2 separate regions of the Mus musculus genome follow, and region 2 is linked to region 1. Evidence: chromatin contacts called from ENCODE Hi-C or POLR2A ChIA-PET data. All regions are on one chromosome and are shown on one strand. Each heading gives the region's core, a stretch centred on a gene start or an enhancer-like site at or near the end of the contact. The rest is flanking DNA. Distances are from core to core; before and after follow the strand shown.

The links. Hi-C counts contacts between places; a loop is a spot of excess contacts on that map. ChIA-PET counts read pairs that join two places held with the same protein, here RNA polymerase II (POLR2A).
Region 2: a loop to region 1 is called in a map of left cerebral cortex, with 4 times the contacts of the local background. The contact joins the promoter of Wdr20 here to the promoter of Hsp90aa1 in region 1. A Hi-C loop is called at or near these places in 5 of 37 maps with a recorded cell type or tissue (T-helper 1 cell, gastrocnemius, heart and 1 more). POLR2A ChIA-PET finds 5 or more read pairs at or near these places in 5 of 5 experiments (Patski and embryonic stem cell).

The regions. Positions count from the first base shown.
Region 1 is chr12:110,693,741-110,699,156 of GRCm38, forward strand. It overlaps Hsp90aa1 (heat shock protein 90, alpha (cytosolic), class A member 1), which reads right to left and starts at 2,655. Exons shown (of 11, transcript NM_010480.5): 1 at 2,512-2,655; 2 at 1,779-1,940; 3 at 1,312-1,678; 4 at 831-964; 5 at 283-603; 6 at 1-136. The coding sequence starts at 1,940.
Region 2 is chr12:110,734,987-110,740,402 of GRCm38, forward strand. Wdr20 (WD repeat domain 20) reads left to right here and starts at 3,014. Exons shown (of 3, transcript NM_027149.4): 1 at 3,014-3,291. The coding sequence starts at 3,043.

The DNA.
Region 1 (5,416 bases), core at 1,405-3,904:
TATCCATGATAAAAACTCTGCGAACATACAACTTGATGTTGTTCTTTTTCTTTCTGTTTTCAAACAGATCAAAAGGAGCGCGTCTTGGGACAAAAAGAAGGGCCCGGAATTCTAATTGTCCTTCAACAGAAAAATGCTGCAATAAAATGAAACAACCTTTTAATGCCATGGACAAAATGAATTGGCTTTCTCTACTGGGCTAAGTTACACTTCGAAGCTTTTCTATAGGTGAGTATAGAGGTTTAAAAAGTCAACCTGAAAACCTGCTTTTAAGTCACTCACCTTTACTGCCAAGTGTTCTTCCCAATCGTTAGTTAAGCTCTTGTAGAACTCTCCATATTCCTCATTAGTGATGTCATCAGGATTTCTCGTCCAAATCGGCTTTGTTTTGTTGAGTTCTTCTTGATCAATGTACTTTTCCTTTATCTTCTTCTTTTTCTTCTTGTCACCATCCTTCTTCTCCTCCTCTTCTTCATCAGAGCCAACATCTTCTATTTCAGGTTTATCATCAGACTCCTTTTCTTCTTTTTCTTTCTCTTCCTCTTTCTCTTCCTTTTCTTCAGCCTCATCATCACTGACTTCCTTATCTCGTTCCTTCTCCACCTTGAAAGGCAAATCACTTCATTATAAATTTATACAACTAGGACAGATCTCAGAAATGTGTACAACCAAGAAGCCTCTCATCAGTAGTTTCTCTAATTTCTCCACAATCCTCTTCAGATACCACCTTTCCAAACAGGCTAATCTGTCTAGTACAACACCAGGTTCACAGAACTCTAAACAGCCTCAGTTATCTCAATTATATGAAATTTACCCTGTAGGTAACTTACAAAGAGAGTAATGGGATAGCCAATGAACTGAGAATGCTTCTTCACGATCTCCTTTATTCTCCTTTCCTCCAAATACTCTGTTTGGTCTTCTTTCAGATGCAAGATAACCTTTGTTCCACGACCCATTGGTTCACCTGGAAAAGAAAAGGGCAATGGTTACTATTCAAAGCCTCCATGCTTGCTGGAGGTTTCCTAGCAGCTAACCTTCCCCACAAATGCAAAGGTCTCCAAAGCTTTAACTTCCTTGCCCAAGATGTACAACTGAGCAAACAGCCATACATTTTTCCTATTTCCTAGCCCAGGTCCTGAAGCTCCCTTTAGATTAACAATTTTGTTGAAAAGCTCAGGACTTAGCACTAAGGCTATGTATGCCAGACTGCTCTTTAACTCTTCAACTCTCCAAGTTAACCCTCTCAAGCACTTACTGAAGTTAACCAGACACCCCCTACAATTGAATACATTCCTTTTGGCCTATGCCTACCTGTGTCAGTCCTCACTGTGAAGGATCCCCCAGCTGAGGACTCCCAGGCATACTGCTCATCGTCGTTATGCTTCGTGATGACAGTCACTTTCTCAGCAACCAAATAGGCAGAGTAAAAACCAACACCAAACTGGCCAATCATAGAGATATCTGCACCAGCCTGCAAAGCCTCCATGAAGGCTTTGGTGCCCGACTTGGCAATGGTGCCAAGGTTATTGATCAAGTCGGCCTTGGTCATTCCAATCCCGGTATCCACAATGGTCAGGGTTCGGTCCTGTTTGCTGGGAATGAGATTGATGTGCAGCTCCTTCCCCGAGTCCAGTTTACTGGGGTCCGTCAGGCTCTCGTAACGGATTTTATCCAGAGCCTATTAAGAAAAGATTAAAAATGAAAAAACCGTCAAGCGCAAACCCCAAGGTGAAATTTTCAGGGAAAGCAACGTCCAATCCTCCAAGTGGTATACTCACGTCCGATGAATTGGAGATGAGCTCCCTCAGAAAGATCTCTTTGTTCGAGTAGAAGGTATTGATGATCAAGGACATTAACTGGGCAATTTCTGCCTGAAAGGCAAAGGTCTCGACCTCCTCCTCCTCCATTGGTTGGTCTTGGGTCTGGGTTTCCTCAGGCATCTGGAACACAGAGGACGACTCTAAAGCCTCACAGAATGGCTGCAGGCGTGCTAACGACCGCCCCTCCTCTATAGAGGTCTCTTACCGACTCTATTTTGGACTAAGAAAGGGACGAAATAGAAAAGGGCGACGGGGCGGGGGGTGGATGACAAAGGGATGACCTCATTTCAGAATGCGGTAATTACGAAGCGCATGTGCGCGCCTCCGGGAGGACGTTCGGACCCGGGCGGCTCCACGCACGCCGTTCCTAACGGCCACCCTCCCCCAACCCGCCGCTATGGCGCCTCCCTCGCCCGCCCGCGCCTCGGCGGCACCGGCGACAGCCCAACCCTCGCTTCGCTCGCCCCGCGCCCGCCTCGCCGCCGCCACCGCTCCTCCTCGGCGGCCATTGCCGCATCCCCGGCCTGGGGCGTAGATATGAGGCCCGCCTGGGGCCTAGGGTCGGAAGCCATGGCCGCCCACCTCCGCGGGCTGAGGGAACTCGGATGGTGGCCCCGCTGCCGCCGCGGCGCCAGCAACCTACGGCCCTGCTCCCCAAGCCCCCGCTAAGTCCGCCTGCGCCATCACTCACCGTGGCTGAATGAACACGCACGAGACGTGACGCTCCGCACCAGGACACTGAAGCAACTGGCGCGCCGCCCCCTGCGCCGGCCTTATATAGAGGCGGGCCCGCCCAGCGCGCGGCGCTTCTTTCCAGAAGCCTCCGGAACCTTCCGGAAGAACCCTCCCCAACCGTCGCCTCGGCCGCGCGCCCGCGCCTGCGCAATGGACGGGCCCCGCCCCTCCACCTGGAGCGCGCCGAACCCGCGCGGAGAACGAACGCAAGCCCCTCCTCCACAGCCAGGTGCTCTGCACATGCGCAGTCCGGAACGCTCGGCGGGCCGGGCGCCTTCCCGGGCCGCACGCGCGCGCGCGGACGGGCCGGCCAGCGCATGCGCCTGAAGCCTCCATGTGAGCCCTGTGGTCTAAGGCTTCTTTTCCCCGGCGCTCTGTAAAAGGGACGTCCCCATGGGAACGCGCGCGTGTTGTGTGAACCTCGCGGTCCTCTGCGGCGCTTTAGGTCCTTGCAGGCAAAAGGTCCCCCTTCGGGCTCCCTTTGGGAACGCGGACCCCGCAGGAGGCGAGTCCCGCCCCCCCCCTGGCTTCCACCTTGATGGGTGGGGCGCCTCCCGGACTGGGGTTCTGGTTGCGTAGTCTGAATTTCAGGGCTGACCCCGCTGGAGTGTGTTCTGAAGCCTTACAGTGGGCTTACTGAGAGACCTTACACGGTGGGTCTTACAAATCCGTCCAGAGTGCTTGGGGATTTCTCTTTGACCAAAAGCTATGACCCTCAAATTGGGCGTTGTGAGGGATTTTGTATCAAATTTGTGCTACCTTAATTTACTGTAATTTTGGGGCTGGAAAGATGGCTCTTCCAGTAAAGGTGCTTGGGTTTGATATCTGCCACCCAGAGCGTGGGAAAAAAAGCTAGCCTTCAGCGCTGTGTCTCCCACGTGCCCATACACACACACACTCGCACAGTGTGAAAATAAGTGTAAAGGACTAGAGAGATGGCTGGGAGCAGTTAGTGGTGCCAAACACGCACGTTAAGGCAGCTCACAACCACCAGTTACTACAGTTCTTGGAAATAAACTATCCTCTCTGGCCTCCACGGGCACCAGGAACACACATGGTGCACAGGCACACGCAGTCAAAAAATGGTCATATAAAACACTCTATCCTGATTTTTGAAGCACCTTCATATGGTGTACATACGAAGTTACTTTGGGCGATTAACGTGACCCAAAAGATAGTTTCCTTGTTTGTTTATCTTTAATATAGGCTTCGGTTTCACTCCCCATACCTTTCCTTTGGGTTACTCCCACCCTGTATTTCCTATTTCCGCATCTTTTCCTGCTGACAAAACGATTACTAAGATTAGAAAGAAAAGGGCTGGAGAGATAGCTCAGTGGTTAAAAGCATGGACTGGTCTTCCAGAGGACCCAGGTTCAATTCCCAACACCCACAAGGCAGCTCACAGCTGTCCATAACTCCAATATCTGACACCTTCACACAAACATACATGTAGGCAAAACACCAATACACATAAAATAATAAATAAAAGCTTAGAAAGAAAAGAAGCCGGGAAAGAGGAAGCCAGGCAGTGGTGGCATAAGCCTTTTTAATCCAAGCACTCGGGAGGGAGTCAGAGGCAGGTGGATTTCTGAGTTTGATGACAGCCTGGTCTACAGGGTGAGTTCCAGGACAACCAGGGAAACCCTGTCTGGGGGAGTTGGGGGGAAGAAAGAAGAAAGAATGTGCTCTGTGGACAAAAACACAGCAGGCAATTTCCTCTGGGAGAGGAAGAAAGTCACCCATCTCCATCTCGCCCTCCCTCCAGGGAACGAGGCCCTTTCCCAGCAGCTGAGGAAAGACCTCTGGCCCCCCTCTCTGAACTGAGTGGGGGCATTAAGTAGAAACAGTTTTCTTTTTTGAGGTATTAGCTTTTTTTATACAGGATCACATTTTGCAACCCCTTGCTATGCAGAGCAGGCTGGCCCTGAATTCACATAGATCTGCCTGCTCCTGTTGAGGTGTGTATCATCGTCCCCAGCTGTACTCTCCAGGGCCACTCCTTTTCCCTAAGACTGGCCTTTTGTGTTGGGTGCCAGGACTATTAGGTGTTGATTTTTAATTGTTTGCATAAAAACCACAAGTCAAGCTCCAAGCTGTTAGGATCTCTACCCTAGAAGGGACTTTTGCTTTTTAGTTTTGGTTTTGTGGTCTCCACACCAGGAATGAACCCAAGGCTACCTATGTGATACACTAGGCAAGCTAGGCCCTCCACTGGGCCAGAACAGGCTCTCAGTTGCCAATACTTGCTTTAAGGGAACTTTAGCACAGGCAGACTGAATTTCCATCTTCCTATCTCAGCCTTCCAAGTAGCTGGGACTGAAGGCCAAGATCTGGCTTAAGGTCTCCTGTTATCAATCAGGCCAGCAACCAACCAATCAACTAAAATCTAAAAAGGAAACCAGTAGAGGAAGCAAGTTTAAAGGGTTTCTGGAAGGCGGGGTGACCAACATGAGGTAGCGTAGAAACTTAGAAACGTAAAGGGGCACAGGAGAGAGAGCCTTCACTCCGGAGTCTAACCCAAGTTCCTCACCAACTGAGAGTCACAAACTTCAGAACAATTAACAACCTTTGCTTGTGAAGGTTGTCTGCAAAGACTATATTCCTTGTGTAGCATTTTGTCTAAGGTCCGCCTCACAGTTATCTGGCTACAGCCAGCCAGGTACCTGACTCACTGTAAAAGGGGCTGTTCTGCGGCCCCTCCGCGGCTCGCTCGCTTGCTCTTGGCTTCTTGCTCCTGCTCTGTCCTCTTGCCCCTCCCCCCTTCTCCTCCCCCCTCTCTAGCCATGTGCTCATGGCCGACTTCTACTTCTCTGCTCGCTCTCTCGCTCGCTCGCTCTCTCTCTCCCTCTCTCTCTCTCTCT
Region 2 (5,416 bases), core at 1,764-4,263, 42 kb after region 1:
TCCATCCTGTGTCAAGCTGAAACACATAACCAGCCAGTACACCCAGGCTGGCCAGGCTGGTTTCTCAAGTGACTATAGGTCTTAGGGTTTTACTGCTGTGAAGAGACACCATGACCAAGGCAACTCTTATAGGGACAACATTAAATTGGGGCCGGTTTACAGGTTCAGAGGTTCAGTCCATTATCATCAAGGCAGGAGCATGGCAGCATCCAGGCAGGTATGGTGCAGGAGGAGCTGAGAGTTCTACATCTTCATCTGAAGGCTGCTAGCAGAAGACTGGCTTCCAGGCGACTAGGATGAGGGTCTTAAAGCTCACACTCACAGTGACACACCTACTCCAACAGGGCCACCCCGCCTAACAGTGCCACTCCCTGGGCCAAGTATGTGCAACCATCACACATGACTGAGGATGGTTTTGAACTCCTGACTCCATCCTTCGGCTCCCACCTCCCGAGCACTGCTATCACAGGTGTGATGCTTGGCTGGCTTTGGGTCCTCCATCCTCCTTTCTCAGTCTGTAGGAATGACAGCATCCCAGGAGGATGCTACCATGTCTGGCAAAGCAAAATGTTCAGTTTGTACAGGAACAAACAAACTCTAATATAAATATTTTTTAAGAATATTTATGTATGTAGCCGGGCATGGTGGTACACACCTTTAATCCTAGCACTCAGGAGGCAGAAGCAGGCAGATTTCTGAGTTCGAGGCTAACCTGGGCTACACAGAGAAACCCTGTCTTGAAAAACCAACCAACCAAACAAAAGAATATTTATATATGATGTATGTATGTCTGTATGTATATGAGTACACTGTCGCTGTCTTCAGACACACCAGAAGAGGGCATCAGATCCCATTACAGATGGTTGTGAGCCACCATGTGGTTGCTGGGAATTGAATTCAGGACCTCTGGTAGAGCAGCCAGTGCTCTTAACTGCTGAGCCATCTCTCCAGCTCCCAGTGTAAATCTTAAGGCATAGTGGTCTTTTACTTTTTTAAGACAAAGTTTCAGTATGTGGCCCTTTGTGGGCTGTGTAGTACTCAGGACAGCCTTAATGTCTATCTGTCTCGCCCTCCTAAATGCTGAAATTAAAGCATATGTCATCATACTCAGTAGTATATTGGTCTCATGGGAAATTTAATATTATGGTTGAAGGTCAATATACTTTTTTTTCAGTTTTTGCTGGCTGAGGTGTCCCCTCCCAAAGTATATTTTCCCCCATTAACTAGAAATTCAAACTGAATTCTTTTTAGATAATTCAGGCTGTTATTTATCCTTCAAGATGACCATTATAAACATGTTTTTGGTACAAAATAGCATAGCTATGGGAGCTTGGGATTATCCACTGAACACCCCCTAGTATTTTTAAGAGTTGTGATCCATATTTGCATTTTATGGAAAAGACAAATTTGCATTCATAGGAAAAGACAAATAACAACAAAATGAAATTTAAAGTGCATTCTAGGGATGTATTAAGAAGACTTTTAAAGTCAGGTGATGGTGGCACATGCCTTTGATCCAGAACTCAAAAAAACACCAAAAGAAAAAAAAAAAAACCACCAAAAAAAAAAAAAAAAAAGGATTTTAAAGCTGGGTGTGTGGTTCATGCCATTAAGCCCAGCACTTGGTAGTTAAAGACAGATGGATTTCTGAGTTGGAGCCTAATCTCTGGTTGAGTTCCAGGACAGCCAGGGCTATTTAGTGAAATACAGTATCAAAAACAAAAACAACAAAAAAAGGATTTACTGTAGTGCTTTTTTTTTTTTCTTTTGCCAGTTCTACAGGATGTTAGTCAAATGCCTTATTACATCACTGGCACAGTTTCTACTGTGTCTGTACTTGCTTCCCACTACATAAAATGGCTATGATTTATACTTCTTTAGAACACTCCCCCTTGTGTACAATTAATTTTTGTGAGGTTGGAGTCTCGGTCTGTGGGCTCGGGTAGCAGCCTCCCAGCTCCGGGCTCAGGCATTCCTTCTGTCTGGAAGCACAGGTGCCCACAGTGTACTGGGCTCGCTCTACAGACAGGATTTCTCAGGGATAGGTCATTCTTCGTGTAACATTTTCTCCGCTCTAGAATTCTATTTTAACGTTTATCACTTTAGAAGCCTTTGTATTCCAGTGCACACACCCAGAAATCGAAGCATCAAATGGTGACTGTTAGGTCCTACTTTAATGTGTGCGCTTGCCTTCACCTAATACTTTGTACAGGATATTCAGCACAACTCGATGGTTCTCCTGGCAAACAACTTCAGGTTCCGTTTGAGGCTTTAAGAAAATCAATTAGCTTAACCTTTATTAAGAGGCACAGGAGACAGAAGTTCCGACAGAACCTACTTTCTCAAGAACAAGCCAATGCTCACCAGGAAGGTTTCAGGTGAGACTTGAAAACACAAGTCCTGTACATTCATGCGGTTCTTCCCACCCCGCCTACAAAACCCAACCCAACCCAACCAAACCAAACCAAACCAAACCCTGAGCTGTAATAAAGCCCAATCCATCGATATCTTCTGTGAGACGTAGAGGGGCTTGTCACCAGGCATCGGTACCCCGCACCCAAGCGGACCGTCGGAGTCCTCCCTAGCTTCCCAGGGAGGATCGCGGACAGCTGGGACATACACGTCCAAACACCGGACTTCACTGCTCGCCTCAGGCTCTGCCGGGACCACCAGCTGGCCAAGGCCAACGCGGTGGCGTCTCTTAGGGATCGGGTCCCTCAGCGAAGCTGCAGAGCGAGACAGGAGCCCCGCACCAACGCTCAGCGCGCTCGCTTCGACCCGCACCAGGAGGGCGGCACCCAGGGGAGGAGCTTGCGCACGCCCCTCCGGGTGGAGCGCGCCAGGTGAGCGCGCGTGCGCAGTTGGACCATTAAAAACTAGCCCGCCCCCTTCGCTTCGGCCCGCCTTCGTGGGGGCTGGCTCGCCAGTGGGCGGGGCCGCGGAGAAGGGGGTGGGGAGTGGAGAAAGCGAGCGGCCGAGGACGGCGCCTGCGCGGTGGGCGTGATCCGGGCACTTAGGGCAGGATGAACGCTGCTTTCCAAGATGGCGACGGAGGGAGGAGGGAAGGAGATGAACGAGATTAAGACCCAATTCACCACCCGGGAAGGTCTGTACAAGCTGCTGCAGCACTCGGAGTACAGCCGGCCCAACCGGGTGCCCTTCAACTCGCAGGGATCCAACCCTGTCCGCGTCTCCTTCGTAAACCTCAACGACCAGTCTGGCAACGGCGACCGCCTCTGCTTCAATGTGGGCCGGGAGCTCTACTTCTATATCTACAAGGGGGTCCGCAAGGTACCGACCCGGGCGTCACCGGGGGCGCGCCGGCGGCGCGGGCCGAGGCCGGGAGCTGGGCGGTGACAGCGAGGCCGGGGTGACCGGTGGGGGCGGCCGGCACTTGTACTTTTGAGTGGGCCGGTAACTCCGCTGAGGTGCTCCGGAGGAGAGGGGGCTTCGGGAGTGAGGCGCCGGCGGCAGCGCTGCCTCCTAGGGGAGGAGGGGGCTCTGGAGCCGGGTCGCGGAGATGCCCCGGGAGTAGCCGGTCGCCTCCTCCCCCGGCGGGGTCTGTCAGGTTCCGATCCCGCCCGGGAGCGGGCCTGCGAGTCCCCGGAAGAGGTGCGGCGGCCGTTTTAGGTGGCCTCGCTTCCCGGGAGGCTCGAGAGTCCTGCCCTGGGTGAGAGAACCGGGACGCGAGGCGGCTTGGAAAGGTCCGTAAGGCGGAACCGGGACAGGGAGGCGGAGGACTTGGAGACTAGGTCAGAAAGGACCTGCTCGGCACGCAGGGCTACTCCACCTGCTGCCGCACTGACACTTCTCCTGGTGTCAGCACTGTTTCCAAAAACCTTTCCGGGAGGTCGCCTGTCATTGTCTCCGCGGAGGGAACCGTCTCCCGAAAGGTTTTTGAAGAGGGTCATTCTGTCCCTTGCAGTGTAAGAGGGCTGAGTACTCAAGACTAGGGAGGTTGGAATTATGTTTTCAAATAGGCTAAGTTGCTTCAGAGGTGTTGTGTGTGAGCGTGCCTAGATTTATCTTGTCTAACGAGTCAGGCTATGTCCCAAACAGGGAGGGATAGGCCTTAAATGCTACTTTAAAGTAACCAGCCAAGAACTTAACAGTAATTCTGTGACGCATGCAATCGAGTTTTAAAATGTCTCGTTAAAAGCAGCAATTTATTGGCGCTTTTATTTTATTTTATTTTTTTATTTTTTGGTCACTGGCAAGAATTGCTTATTTTAACTTTTGACCATTGAGAGAGTAAGGAAATGTATGCACTCCATAGCACCTCCAACGGAATGTGACAAGGTGATGGAAGATTCACTTATAAATGTTCAGTTAGTGGGAAAGTACGTTGTCCATATTGAAGAGGACGTGTTCCCAGGGATGGCTATATCCAAAGTCAGCTGCTGTTTATGTTGCACTGTACGGTTAGGAGGACAAGGGAAGGAATGATGGTGTGCAAACGTAAGCTTGTTTCTTTGGTCCAAGGTGAATCTTCTGACTTGTCTTTATTCTTGTCAGTGAACTCCCGAAGCGTTTGGAAATAGCTGGTTGACTCTCCTCTCTCGGGGTTGGGAAAGTATCCAGTGGTTTGAAGAGTAGGAACTGAAGTTTTAGTGCAGTTCCCAACCCTGTTACTGACTCACTGCTGGCTGACCTTGGATACCTGGGAAACTTTCCTTTGCACTTCTTTAAAAAGGGAGGCTGCAGTGCACATGTTATAATTCGTAATAGCTGTGATGGCCATTAGAGTCCTGACACACTCAGGAGATGTAAATTAGAGTTAAAGCAAGCATTGAGAGGAACTGCCGTCTCAACATTCCTGCTCTGACTGAAATACCAGATTTTTCTCTGGAAATAAATGTAAGCTTATATTATCAACACCTACATTTGGGGGCTGGAGCAAAGGCTCAGCGGTGAAGAACCTGTACTGTTCTTGCAGAGGACTCCAGTTCAGTTCCTAAAACCCATGTTAGGCTGCTCACAGCTACCTGTAACCCCAGCTCCAGGGAATTGGATGTCCTTTTCTGGGTTCTGGAGACCCACTTACAGCTTACACAAATAAGTTTAAAAAATAAAAGAAATCTTAGAAAAATTGTAATTAGACCCTACCATGGTTGTGCATACTTGCAATCCTAGCACTCAAATTGTGATTTTTGTGGCCAGCCAGGACTATAGTTGGTAAGTTCAGGGCCAACCTGTGCTACAATTATCACTTTTGAGGCAAGCATGGGCTATATGGTGGGGTCCTCTCATAAGGAAAAAAAAAAAATCAAACCAGGTGTGTATGATAGCATGTACCTTGACAGGTGGATCTCTGTGAGTTCAAGACCAGCCTGCCCTCTATAGAGTTTCAGGCCAGCTAGGACAAAAAACACTCGCAATTCGAAAAACCAAACAGAAATAATGATGATGTAAAAAT